Regions from separate parts of the Homo sapiens genome. Here regions 1, 2 and 4 are each linked to region 3. The links are chromatin contacts, found by Hi-C or POLR2A ChIA-PET in ENCODE. All regions are on one chromosome and are shown on one strand. Each heading gives the region's core, a stretch centred on a gene start or an enhancer-like site at or near the end of the contact. The rest is flanking DNA. Distances are from core to core; before and after follow the strand shown. Region 1 holds the start of MAGIX (MAGI family member, X-linked). Region 2 holds the start of GPKOW (G-patch domain and KOW motifs). Region 3 holds the start of RBM3 (RNA binding motif protein 3). Region 4 holds the start of CCDC22 (CCC complex scaffolding subunit CCDC22).

Region 1 (3,263 bases), core at 764-3,263, 590 kb after region 3:
TCTCCTGCCCTTTGTATTTCCTCTTTCCTGCCCTTTTGGCCCCCTCCCTCCAGGCAACCACTAATCCACTTTCTGTCACTGTATATCAGTTTGCATTTTATTAGATTTTTATATAAAAGAAATCATACAGCATGTGCTTTTTTGGAGCGTGGGTCTGGCTTGTTTTACCATAATTATTTTTGAGATTCATCCAAATCCTTCATTGTTTTTTATTGCTGAGTTGTATTACCCTGTATGTGTATACCATAGTTTGTTAATTTATTCATCTATTTTTTTCATTGAAAATTGTTTTCTTTTTGAGAGATGGGGTCTCACTATGTTGCCCAGGCTGGTCTCAAACTCCTGGGCTCAAGCAATCCTCCTGCCTCCACCTCCAGCCTCCCAAAGTGCTAGGATTACAGGCATTAGCATTTTTAAAATAGAGACAATGTTTCTATGTTTTTAAAATAGAGACAATCTTTCACTATGTTGCCAAGGCTGGTCACCAACTCCTGAGCTCAAGCGATCCTCCCACCTCAGCCTCCCAAAGTGCTGCGATTACTGGCCTCATTCAACTATTAATGGACATTTGGGTTATTTCCAGTTTTTGGATATTAACAAATATTATGGACTGAATTGTGTCCACCCATAAATATATATATATATATATATTTGTTGTTGTTGTTGTTGTTGTTTTGTTTTTTTGAGAGAAGTCTCGCTCTTATCCCCCAGGTTTGAGTGCAATGGCTCGATCTCCACTCACTGCAACCTCTGCCTCCCGGGCTCAAATGATTCTCCTGCCTCTGCCTCCCAAGTAGCTGGGATTAAGTCACCTGACACCACGCCTGGCTAATTTTTGTATATTTTAGTAGAGATGGGGTTTCACCATGTTCGCCAGGCTGGTCTTGAACTCCTGAACTCAGGTGATCCACCCGCCTTGGCCTCCCAAGGTGCTGGGATTACAGGCGTGAGCCACTGTGCCCAGCCATAAATATATATGTTAAAGCTCTAACCTCCAATGTGACTGTATCTGAAGATAGCTTCTTTAGGAGGCAACTAAGGTAAAATGAGGTCACTAAGGTGGAGCCCTAACCAGATAGGACTGTGACCTTATAAGAAACAGAAGAGAGAGATCTCTCCCTCTCTCTGTGTGTGCCTCTCTCACGCCTTTACTCTCCTTCACTCTCTTAATTCCATGTGAGGACACAGCAAGAAGGCAAGCATCTGCAACCCAAAAGGAGAGACCTCACCAGGAACCAAATTGGCTACCACCTTGATCGTGGACTTTCCGGCTTCCAGAACTGTGAGAAACTTATGTTGTTTAAACCACCCAGTCTACGATATTTTGTTACAGTAGTTCTAAATGAATAAGACAGGAAATAAAGCTGCTATGAATATTTGTAAGACAAGGCTGTGTAAATGTATGCTTTCTTTTAGATAAATACGCAGGAGTGGAATGGCTGGCTCATATGTGTACGCTTAGTTTTTAAAGACACTACCAAACTGTTTTCTAAAGTTGCAGGCCGGGCACGAGTGGCTCACGCCTGTAATCCCAGCACTTTGGGAGGCTGAGGCGGGCCTCGCCTGTAATCCCAGCACTTTAGGGAGTTCGAGACCAGCCTGACCAACATGGAGAAACCCCGTCTCTACTAAAAATACAAAATTAGGGGGGCGTGGTGGTGCATGCCTGTAATCCCAGCTACTCAGGAGGCTGAGTCAGGAGAATCACTTGAACCCGGGAGGCAGAGGTTGTAGTGAGCCGAGATCGTGCCATTGCACTTCAGCCTGGGCAACAAGAGCGAAACCCTGTCTCTAAATAAATAAATAAAGTTGCAATATCATTTTACATTTCCACCGGAGGTATAGGAGTTCCATTTCCTCCATATCTTCAGCAACAGTTGGTATTGTCAGGCTTTTAAATTCTAACTAGGACCTTTAGTTAACAGAGTGCGGCGCCTGCAGCAGAGTGAGGCCAAGCACTCCTCCTGGCTCCTACAGCCAGGCCTCCTTGCTGGCCGCCAGGTAGGTCACCGCGCGGGTCCGGGAGCCAGGCACGGGACCCGCCAGCTTCAGCCTCCAGGGCCTGGGCGGGCCGCCAGGTGAGCGCGCCCCAGAGCTCAAAATTCGTAGCTGGCAGCCCTGCGTCCACCCGGCGGACTACTGGCCATGGAGCCGCGCACAGGGGACGCCGCGGACCCTAGGGGGAGCAGAGGAGGTACAGGGATTGGGGTCGTTGGGGAAGGACAGGGCGAGTCGCCGCCATCCCCGTCCCGCCTGTCTGCTCCACACCTTTTCCTTCTGACAGGTGGTAAACAGAGCGGCTCTGGCGCCCAAGTGAAGGTGGCAGGGGGCAGGGGCCCAGCGATGGAGGCTGGGCTGGAGGTCCCCTACCCACACCCACACACGAGGGAAAGGGCCGCGCACCAGAGCAGGGGAGGGGCTCTCAGGAGTCTCCAGGGAGACGTGCAGATGTGCGGGGAGGGGTCTGCCCGTGGTCACTGGGGACACCTGGGCACTCAGGGTCTTAGTGAACTGGGGGGAGGGGAGCTGGGGGCCCCTGGGGACCTGTGGAGGGGGACTCTGGAGGTATGTGGGCCATGGGGGGAACGGGCCCTCTGAGGGAATTCATGGGGGTAGCAGCGGTTGCCTAGGATACTTAGACGGGGAATTGGGGGTTCCGGGGCTATGGGGTCAGGCCGTGTTCTCCCAGGATATCTGGGGAAATGGGGTCCCCTGAGATATCGCGGGCGAAGAGTTGGGCATCCAGGGTGATTAGGGGGCAGTCGAGGACCTCACGGGGTGTTCGGAGGTGTCTAGGACTATTGCAGTCAAACAGCGATCTCCAGGGACACCGTGGGAGCAAGCGGGGGTGCACCGGCTACCCGCGACGGTCGGGGATCGCGTGAGGGGAGGGACAGCAGTGACCTCCGAAACTATCGAGGGAGTGGCCAGGGGTCGCCGGGTATCCTGAGGGGCATTTCTAGGTCTTCGAGCGTCCGGAAGCATAGGGGTTGGCCGAGGCCGAGGGTCGGCGTTGACCTGTCCCCTCTTGCGCGCAGGCCGCGGCCCCTCCCCGCTCGCGGGCCCTAGCGCCCGGCAGCTCCTGGCGCGGTTGGACGCGCGCCCCCTGGCGGCGCGAGCTGCGGTCGACGTGGCAGCGCTGGTACGCAGGGCGGGCGCCACATTGCGCCTGCGCCGGAAGGAGGGTGAGTGACTGGCGCAGGGCCTCCGCTGGGGGAGGGTTCGGAGAGGAGTTGGGTTCAGTGGGACAGGCCTGGGGGGTC
Region 2 (3,319 bases), core at 107-2,606, 550 kb after region 3:
GGACAAGGGGCCAGCTCACTGTCTCTGCCCGGGGTTCGCTGTCTGCCCCTTCCCCGCTGGGGGTGCATCCTTTCTGGATCATGGGGATAGCGAGCGTGGGGTCGACACCCGCATTCTCTCTCTCTTCCAGAGACTTCTTGGATTCTAAAGGAAGAATAGGAGGGAGCAATGAAGTCCCACTCTATCCTTCCACCTTCTTCCTCTTCTTCCTTCAATGGGGAAGGGTAAAGGGGTATCACTCACCCGCAATGAGCTCCTTCACAGCCTGGGACACCACCCCATCCGCCAAGGCCCCAGTATCTGTGGATGGCCCAGGGGGCCGGGCTGGTGGCTGCCTGCGATGGCCATTCTGGATCAAAGGGATGACGAGTTCCTTGGGGGCCTCCTGGGGCTTCACACTGATGTGGACACAGAGGGGTGGGGTTGGGAGAATGGCAGGGTCAGTGGGTCACACTCCTTCATTCAGAGAAAACACAAGAGCCAAACTCACCCCAGCCCCACAGACCATGTCTTCCCTACTCCATGTCTGGATCTCCTGTTCCTCTCTGATCGTGCATTCTCTGGATTATCTCCCCAGTGCCCCCAACTCATAAATGTCAGTGCCTTCGAGAAATAAGTCCTGCACTCTCTGTTTAACTCAATACCGGCTTCTACAATGGCCCACAAATCACTATCTTCAGCCCAGACCTTCCCCAGCTCCAGGTTCCCAAACAGCTTCCTAGATGCCTGATTCTCTTCTGGAAATCCCTCCCTCAGACCCCTCAGACACTCCTCTCCTCATTAAGCTGATGGTGGCCTCCATCAACCTGAATCTGCCGCTCCATCCCGTTCCCCATATCGGGGACGCCTCAGCCCTTCAGTTGAGACACTAGCAGGTCCTGTCATTTTCTCATTCTTTCCTTCTCCCAGAACGCACAGACCTTAGTGTCTTCAAGTCCTAAAGACACTTCTTCTCAGTAATACATCCTCTCTTCGCAATTCCCACAGCTATCAGGCCCAATTTCCTCACCCCCTCCTATAAACTCCCGCCTTCTGGCCTCCACGAATTTACTCAGGCTGTGCTTCAGGCTTAACAGGTCACTGTCACCAAGACAAACAACTGAGATTCCTCCCTCCCGCTTACGCCCACCGCAGAGATTTCCAAGGGGTGAAAGACCCGGCGCGTCACCTCTGCAGCTCCCTCCCTTCCACGGTTTTCAAGAAATCCTTCTCCTCCGGAGATGGCCCCGCGCCGTCTCCCGAGTCGGCCAGCCGCCTCCGTGCGGACGTGCGAGTGAAGCCGAATGAAATTGGGGCAGTGGAAGCAGCCGTCAGCGGCAAAACACCCTCTTTGGAGTCAGCCATCTTGCTCCTTTTCCCAGGCCGGCGCGCTGCTTGCTGGGAAATTTAGTTTGGGTTCAGATCGCTAGGGGCCGGCCAAAGTGCGTAAAAACTACCTTCCCATCAACCACTGTGGCACCGGCGGGAGGGGGCGGTAAGGGGCCGTGGGAAGTAATTGTCGCTCTTTCAAACGTGGTGGGAGCGCGTCGCGCCAAGCGCCCAGGGAAATGTAGTTTTTTTTTTGTTTGTTTTGTTTTGTTTTTTAAGATGGAGTCTCGCTCTGTTTCACAGGCTGGAGTGCAGTGGCGTGATCTCGGCTCACTGCAACCTCCGCCTCCCAGGTTCAAGCGATTCTCCTGCCTCAGCCTCCCGAGTAGCTGAGACTAAAGGCATGCGCCACCACGCCTGGCTAATTTTTGTATTTTTAGTAGAGACGGGGTTTCACCGTGTTAGCCAGGATGGTCTCGATTTCCTGACCTCGTGATTCTCCTGCCTCGGCCTCCCACAGTGCTGGGATTACAGGTGTGAGCCACCACGCCTGGCTGGAAATGTAGTTTTTAGCGGGGTAGGCATGGTGGAAGGTGGATTCATTCTTGCCAGACATTAATCTTCCTTCGTGTAGGCGTTTGACAAGTATTTATGGAGCGCCTAATGTGTGCCCTACTTATGTGGGAAGTGTTGATGAAGTAAATCATTTAGAAATAATCAGCTGGGTGTGGTGGCGCGCACCTGTAGTTCCATTTACTCCGCAGGCTGAGGCAGGAGGATGGCCTGAGGCCTGGGAATTCGAGGCTGCACTTAGCTCTTATCGCACCACTGCATTCCAGCCTGGGTGACAGAGCGAGACCCCATCTCTAAAAAAGAAAAAGGTCGGGGGTGGGGGGGATGGAGCGTCAGTTGTGTACAATAATAAATAATAGACATAAAATAAATAATAGACATAAAAAACCCCGTCTCTACTGAAAATACAAAAATTAGAGGGGTGTGGTGGCTCATGCCTGTAATCCCAGCATTTTGGGAGGCCGAGGCTGGTGGATCACCTGAGGTCAGGACTTTGAGACCAGCCTGACTCATATGGTGAAACCCTGTCTCTACTAAAAATACAAAAATTAGCCGGGCGTGGTGGTGGCGCCTGTATCCCCAGCTACTTGGGAGGCTGAGACAGGAGGATTGCTTGAATCCGGGAGACAGAGTTTGCAGTGAGCCGAGATCCTGCCACTGCACTCCAGCCTGGGCGACAGAGCGAGACTCCGTCTTAAAAAAGAAAAAAGAAAGAAAGAAAGAAATAGTGCCTATTGGCCAGGCTCATACCCGTAATCCCAGCACTTTAGGAGGCCGAGGCGGGCGGATCACTTGAGGCCAGTAGTTCGAGACCAGCCTGGCCAACATGGTGAAACCCCGTCTCTACTGAAAATACAAAAATTAGCGGGGTGTGGTGGCGCATGCCTGTAATCCCAGCTACTCGGGAGGTTGAGGCAGGAGAATCGCTTGAACCCGGGAGGCGGAGGTTACAGTGAGCCGAGATCTCAACACTCCGGCCTGGGCTATAGAGTGACACTCAGTCTCAAAAACAAAAGAAAAACAAAAGAAAAACAAAAAAAAAAAAAAAAAAAAAAGAAAAAGAATAGTGCCTACTGATGTCAGATTTTAATACTCAACAAGGCACTAGATTCAAATATCAATAAAATAGGCTGGGCACAGTGGCTCATGCCTGTAATCCCAGCACTTTGGGAGACCTAGGCGGGCGGACCACCTGAGGTCAAGAGTTTGAGACCAGCCTGGCCAACATGGCAAAACCCAATCTCCACTAAAAATACAAAAATTAGCCGGGTGTGGTGGCACATGCTTGTAATCCCAGCTACTCGGGAGGTGGAGGCAGGAGAATCGCTTGAACCTAGTAGGTGGAAGTTGCAGTGAGCCAAGATTGCCCCACTGCACTCCAGCCTGGGCAACAGAGCGAGACTCTGTCTCAAAAAAAAAAAAAAAGAAAAAGAAAAGA
Region 3 (3,326 bases), core at 413-2,912:
TATTCTGTATGTTAGCAAATTTGGTCTGTGTTGGGCAAATTCATTCTATGGATAAGAAATTTAGCCTCTGAGGGCAAACTAACTTATTCTTCGTTGATGTGGCGCTCAGAAGTGAAAAATCTGTCAAATCCATTTATTGTAAAGGTGGCCAAGACACTGAAGACTAAATTGTGAACAGTGGGCTCAGACACTACTTGATTGGGATAAGTCTATTGTGTATTGCGAAAGTCCCTTCTGTGAATCAAGGGCTCAGTTACTTTTTTTTTTTTTTTGAGACTGAGTCTTGCTCTGTCGCCCAAGCTGGAGTGCAGTGGCATGATCTCAGCTCACTGCAACCTCCACCTCCCGGGTTCAAGCGATTATCCCGCCTCAGCCTCCTGAGTAGCTGGGACTACAGGTGCCTACCACCACGCCCGGCTAATTTTTTTTTTTTTTTGTATTGTTAGTAGAGACAGGGTTTCACCATATTGGCCAGGGTAGTCTTGAACTCCTGACCTTGTGATCTGCCCACTTCGGCCTCCCAAAGTGCTGGGATTACAGGCATGAGCCACTGCGCCCGGCAAGGGCTCAGTTACTTTCGAAGAGAGCAAAAATTGCTCTATGGATTGGGATTTACAACCTCTGAAGATCGTAGCATCCTCTTTTGTTTTGTTTTGTTTTCACCCAGGCTGGAGTGCAATGGCGTGGTCTCGGCTCACTGCAACCTCCGCCTCCCGGGTTCAAGCGATTTTCCAGCCTCAGCCTCCCGAGTAGGTGGGACTACAGGCACGTGCCACCACACCCAGCTAATTTTTTTTTTCTTTTTTTTTTTTTTTTTTTTTTTTTGTATTTTTAGTAGAGATGGGGTTTCACCATGTTGGCCATGCAGGTCTCGAACTCCTGAACTCGTGAACCGCCCGCTTTGGCCTCCCAAAGTGCTGGGAATACAGGCGTGAGCCACCGCGCCCGGCCAGCATCCTGTTTTGTAAAAGCCATCTCAGGCAGTCTATTGGTGAGAAAATTAAGGGGCTGGCTTCACGCCAGCAGTCAGACAAGGGTGAGGGCTGAAGTCAGAGATGAGATGGAATGACGCCAGGGAAAAGGGTCCCATGACAGGCGGCTAGATGTTGAGCACAGAGGAGAAAGAGTAGGAGTCAGGGTCAAACCTTAAAACGTTGGGTCTGACATCATGGACTGTGAAGGGTGATGACATCAGTGACGGTGGGGGATAAAATGTCAGGCCTTTAAAGGGTATGAGGTTAAAGAACTAGAAGGTGAAGGAGGTTAACATCAGAGAATGGCAGGGACCTAGAGGAAGACGACTACGATGGTGAGGAAGACATCCGATCCAGCGGGGGAAATGATGGCAAGGACGGGAGGATGATGTCAGGGACAGCAAGTAGTATGAGATTGAGAAGGTTCCTTTGTGGAAGGGATAAAGGCAGCTCAGCCGGTTGTGGGGGGGATGCTGACGTTTAGGGTGCACCAGCTGTTCAAAAGTCGACCCCATTTCCGGAAACACCCCATTTCCGGAAACACCCCATTTCGCGGAGAACACTGCTCCCTTCGCTTTGCTGTCCCTTCCTCTCCCCACCACTCCGCTCCTGCTGGCCTCAGCCAATCAGCACGCACGCCGGGACGCGCAAGGGGAACGTTCCGGGACGTTCTCGCTACGTACTCTTTATCAATCGTCTTCCGGCGCAGCCCCGTCCCTGTTTTTTGTGCTCCTCCGAGCTCGCTGTTCGTCCGGGTTTTTTACGTTTTAATTTCCAGGTAAGTTGCATATGTCCTGCGAAACGGCGGCTCCTCGCCACACACGCGCCGCGCCGGCCGTGACCGGGGAATAGCGAGTGGGGAGAGTAATGGCCACTGACACGTAGGCTTGGCTTTCTCTGGGACGGGCGGGTCCCGTGCTTGGAGGTGAAACATTTCGGTTGGTGGGAGGCCGGCGCGCTGTATCTGAGTGTGAGGCCTACCGGGAGGGACTGGTGGCGTCGGTGGTGGCAGTGACCACGCGACAGCCGACACTTACTTTCCTTATCCCACGTGGCCGCCGCCATCTTGTTCTGCCGGCGTTAAGGGAACGCAGGGATGTTCTGGGCTTGCGCAGTGGCACAAAATGACGGGCGTGGCGGCTATGAATGTGAGAGCATGCGCAATGTGGCCCCCTAATGGTGGCTGCGCTGAGCCAGCTCCTCAGATTACCACCTTATTGGCCGCCTTTCTCAGCTTTTCTGTAGTTACCCATATTTTGTTCCTCTTTCTTGTCTATTTTCTGTGCTTTTTCTCTGCTTTCCGTCTCGCTATTTTCTCACATCTCCATTTTCTTTCTCCTTCCTGCCACCATTCTTCATGTTCTTCCCACAGGACTTGAACTGCCATGTCCTCTGAAGAAGGAAAGCTCTTCGTGGGAGGGCTCAACTTTAACACCGACGAGCAGGCACTGGAAGACCACTTCAGCAGTTTCGGACCTATCTCTGAGGGTGAGACGGGCCATACTCACAATGGGGGTTGGTGAGAGAAAGTCTGGGATCCTTGCATTTCAAGGAGTATTAACTGAAAAGTTAGGACCCACGCCTCCAAATTCTTTTTCTTCCTAAGCCTATGGTGTAGACTAAGGATGAGGGGAAGCGTCTTTGGGATTAGTGGGAGCGCTCCGTTTTCCCTACCTATGCCATCTCCTTTTCCGGCCACCCTTTGCTACTTAACCTTTGGGGTACTGACTGGTCCACATTGCTCCATCTTCTCTCCCTCTCACAGTGGTCGTTGTCAAGGACCGGGAGACTCAGCGGTCCAGGGGTTTTGGTTTCATCACCTTCACCAACCCAGAGCATGCTTCAGTTGCCATGAGAGCCATGAACGGAGAGGTGGGGCCTCCTATCTGCAGAGGGACCTTGTCCCCATCTGCGGCTTCCTTCATTCTTTTTGTTTTTCCCTCTGTGTCTGCTCGGGGCAGCGTGGCCACCAAGCCCCGCAGTGCCCACTCACAGGAGCATGACTGCCTTTTGTTCTAGGGGGTGGAGGGCAGCGGCAGACAGAGCCTGGCCGCCTGGGAGGCGACGACTGGTCCTGCATGAGGCCGAGAAGCCACCTGTGGATGGTTGACCTGCCTTGGGCTTAGGTAGTAGAGTCTGCAGACCTGTGGGCCTGGCCCGGAGAGGACCTCGTGAGTCTTCTGACATGGACTCTGAAGCCTCAAACCAAGAGAGGTGTCTGTCTAGCCCTGATAGTCGGGCAGCTTAGAGGAGTGGGGAGGAGAACTCAGCCTGAGTTCAGTCAAGATGTAAGTAGTAGCAAGGGGAACATGGTGCATTCAGGTCATTTTGTGTGGGATTCTATAGCTCCTG
Region 4 (3,277 bases), core at 761-3,260, 660 kb after region 3:
GGCAACAGATGAAATATTTACCAAATATATACCTGCAGCAAACAGTCAAACTAAAATAAGAAAAACGATGTCATTTTCCAGTAGTATATGGAATTCGAAGTATGTAGGAAAAACCTAATATATGTGCAATATCTCTATGGAAAAAAGATCAAATATTATCAATTATTATTATTTTTAGAGACAGGGTCTTGCTCTGTCACCCAGGCTGGAGTGCAGTGGCGTGATCATAGCTCACAGTAGCGTTGAATTCCTGTGCTCAAGTGATCCTCTGACCTCAGCCTCTGTAGCTGGGACTGCAGGTGTGCACTACCATGCCCAACTATTTTTTTTTTAAATTTTGGGTTGCTTCGAACTTTATTTGAGAACAACAGAAGATAAACCTATCAAAAGAACACACAGGTGGGTGCGGGGGCACGGCTAGTGGCGGCGGCCGGGGTGGGCATCCGGGCTAAGGCTTTTACTTGGCTGCAGACTGGTCGGATTTCGCAGCTCCTAGGCCCCCAAGCTGGGCCCGTGACTCCAAGGTGATCTCGTTGGACTGCGTGGCTAGCTTGGGCATGGGGGCCTCCACGGTCAGTGTGCCCTCAGGGGACAGGGAGGAGGAGACCTTGGTGGGGTCCACACCGGGGGGCAGCGTGTATTTCCGGGTGAAGCATCGGGAGATGTAGCCATGCTCGTCCTGCCGCTCCTCGTGCTTGCTGGTGATCTCCACCATGCCATCCTTGGTCTTGACCGTCAGCTCGTCGGAGGCGAAGTAGTTGATGTCCAGGGATACGCGCCAGCGGTCCGCTGTGGGCCGATTCTCCGAGACCCCGCCGCTGAGCTGCCGGCTGAGCGCGTAGCTGTAGGCGGGCGCGGCCACCGCGGGGCTCTCGACCGCGGCGGGGGCAGGGGACGCACGTAGCGGGGCCAGCAGCTGGTGCCCAACCACTGCGACCAGCCCGAAGGCCTGGTCAAAGAGGCGACTGTGCGGGTACCAGTCGCGGAAGGGGTCCCAGCTGGGGTCCCGCAGGAGCGAGAAGGGGACGCGGCGCTCGGTCATGCTGGCTGGCTCTGCTGGGGACGTCTGCTTGGACAAGTGTCAATTTTTTTTTTTTTTTTAAGAGATGGTGTATTGCTGTATTGCCCATGCCGGTCTCAAACTCCTGACCTCAAGCGATCCTCCCGCCTTGGCCTCCAAAACTGCTGGGATTGCAGGTGCGCGTCGGCTGTTCAAGAAATGGTTACATAGATTTCTTTTGCTTTATTTATTTATTTAGAGACGGAGTCTCGCTCTGTTGCCCAGGCTGGAGTGTAATGGCGCAATCTCAGCTCACTGCCACCTTCGCTTCCCCAGTTCAAGTGATTCTCCTGCCTAAGCCTCCCGAGTAGCTGGGACTACAGGCATGTGCCACCATGCCTGGCTAATTTTTCTCATTTTAGTAGAGAGGGGGTTTCACCATGTTGGCCAGGCTGGTCTCGAACTCCTGACCTCAGGTGATCCACCCGACTCGGCCTCCCAAAGTGCTGGGATTACAGGCGTGAGCCACTGCACCCAGCCGGTTACATAGATATTTGCTGTGTAATTATTCTTTGGAGTGTACAAATGTGTATCATATTAAAGCATTTATTGAATGCATGGACACTAGTAACTATAACTTACATAGTGCTTTCTTATCTTATGTGTCAGGCACATAGTACAACGTGCTTTATATAAATTAATTCTGTTTTAATCCTAAAAAGCAGGTACTGTCAATAGTCCCATTTTACAGATGAGGAGACTAAGACACAGGGAAGTAGTCGCTTTGTGTTAAAATTCTGCCCTTAATGTGTACACTTTTATAGCCTAGAAGATGAATGCCGCCTTAAACGAATGAGTCAGGAAGCCCCTTTCTGTCCGGCCCCTCCACTCCCCACCACACGGGTTGTTCCTTTTTCCCTTGGAAGAGCCCACTGGACTGCAGGTGGAAGAACTACAGTTCCCAGCAGCTATTGCAAGCTCAACCTCCGTGCACACTCACCCCAGGCCTCACATCCGGCATGCGCCGTGCTCGCTCACAGAACTACACTTTCCAACTCTCCCCACACGACCCGTGACACTCTGTGGACCGCGAGCACGGAGCAGGGTTTCTACAGCTGCTCCCCACTTTCTCGGACCCGGTCCTGGACCCAGCCCCCGACTCCGACACGGCTCCACCATGGAGGAGGCGGACCGAATCCTCATCCATTCGCTGCGCCAGGCCGGCACGTAAGGACAGAGCCCCCGCCCACCCCCGAAGCCCACATCCGGGACTCTAAAGCCCAGGACCCCGTTTCCCGGGAACCTTAAAACCCGGGATCCTGACATTCAGGGCTCCAACTCCAGGATCCTAAGACCCTCACCCCCTTACACACACACACACACACACACACACACACACACACACGCACACACACACCGCCCTCCCTGACACCGACATCAGAGGCCTCCCAAATCCTTTAACCATGATATTTGGTACACCCAAAGCTCTGGGACCCAGACACCTTGAGACGTTACAACCTTGAAACCTCAAGACCCGGAACCCTGTAATCTGGGGAATCTTAACATCAGTTCCCTGAGACCCTGTTATCTGGAGACCCTAAGACACCTGTGCCCTAAGAACCAGGGAGCGTAAAACCCCAGGACCCTGGCACTCGGGGACTCCAAAAAATCCCTGGACCAGATACTTGGGATCCTTCAAACTCCAGTTCCCCAAACACCTGGGGCTTAAAAAAACCCAGGATTCTTTTTTTTTTTTTTCCTTTTCCGAGATGGAGTCTCGCTCTGTCGCCTAGGCTGGAGTGCAGTGGGGTGATCTCAGCTCACTGCAGCCTCCGCCTCCCAGGTTCAAGTGATTCTCCTGCCTCAGCCTCCCAAGTAGCTGGTATTACAGCCGTGCGCCACCTTGCCCGGCTAATTTTTGTATTTTTAGCAGAGACAGGGTTTCACCATGTTGGTCAGGCTGGTCTCCAACTCCTGACCTCAAGTGATCTGCCCGCCTCCGCCTCCCAAAGTGCTGGGATTACAGGTGTGAGCCACCACGCCCAGCCAAAAAAACCCAGAATTCTAAAATCTGACATCAGCATTTGGTCACCCTGACGCACGAAGACTCCTCCGTTCAGAGGCCCTAAAAACCCAGGATGCCAACATCTAGGGAGTCTGATTTTTGTATTGCTTGAAACTAGGTGGTCTTGATATTCAGGGATCTTGATACCCAGGGACCCTGACATTTGGAACTTCTGAAAACAGCAGCCTCCTAAAATCTAGTCTTCTCAAAAC

Evidence for each region. A loop is a pair of places that touch in the nucleus more often than their neighbours do. ChIA-PET counts read pairs that join two places held with the same protein, here RNA polymerase II (POLR2A). Pooled maps may share reads with other maps.
Region 1: a pooled map shows a loop between it and region 3 (4-fold over the local background). The contact joins the promoter of MAGIX here to the promoter of RBM3 in region 3. A Hi-C loop is called at or near these places in 7 of 50 pooled maps. POLR2A ChIA-PET finds 5 or more read pairs at or near these places in 4 of 52 experiments (H1, OCI-LY7, activated B cell and 1 more).
Region 2: a pooled map shows a loop between it and region 3 (9-fold over the local background). The contact joins the promoter of GPKOW here to the promoter of RBM3 in region 3. A Hi-C loop is called at or near these places in 6 of 50 pooled maps. POLR2A ChIA-PET finds 5 or more read pairs at or near these places in 2 of 52 experiments (CD8-positive, alpha-beta memory T cell and activated T-cell).
Region 4: a loop to region 3 is called in a pooled map, with 5 times the contacts of the local background. The contact joins the promoter of CCDC22 here to the promoter of RBM3 in region 3. A Hi-C loop is called at or near these places in 1 of 37 single-sample maps with no recorded cell type and 2 of 50 pooled maps. POLR2A ChIA-PET finds 5 or more read pairs at or near these places in 1 of 52 experiments (WTC11).

The regions. Positions count from the first base shown.
Region 1 is chrX:49,160,745-49,164,007 of GRCh38, forward strand. MAGIX (MAGI family member, X-linked) reads left to right here and starts at 2,014. Exons shown (of 6, transcript NM_024859.4): 1 at 2,014-2,194; 2 at 3,039-3,185. The coding sequence starts at 2,146. RefSeq lists a silencer at 2,993-3,102 and a cis regulatory region at 3,203-3,263.
Region 2 is chrX:49,122,379-49,125,697 of GRCh38, forward strand. GPKOW (G-patch domain and KOW motifs) reads right to left here and starts at 1,357. Exons shown (of 11, transcript NM_015698.6): 1 at 1,169-1,357; 2 at 244-398; 3 at 20-144. The coding sequence starts at 1,344. RefSeq lists enhancers at 1,027-1,680, 1,681-2,334.
Region 3 is chrX:48,572,822-48,576,147 of GRCh38, forward strand. RBM3 (RNA binding motif protein 3) reads left to right here and starts at 1,663. Exons shown (of 7, transcript NM_006743.5): 1 at 1,663-1,752; 2 at 2,347-2,462; 3 at 2,740-2,846. The coding sequence starts at 2,360. RefSeq lists a cis regulatory region at 796-1,781 and enhancers at 1,538-2,737, 1,721-1,990.
Region 4 is chrX:49,233,460-49,236,736 of GRCh38, forward strand. CCDC22 (CCC complex scaffolding subunit CCDC22) reads left to right here and starts at 2,011. Exons shown (of 17, transcript NM_014008.5): 1 at 2,011-2,227. The coding sequence starts at 2,178. It also overlaps the pseudogene HSPB1P2.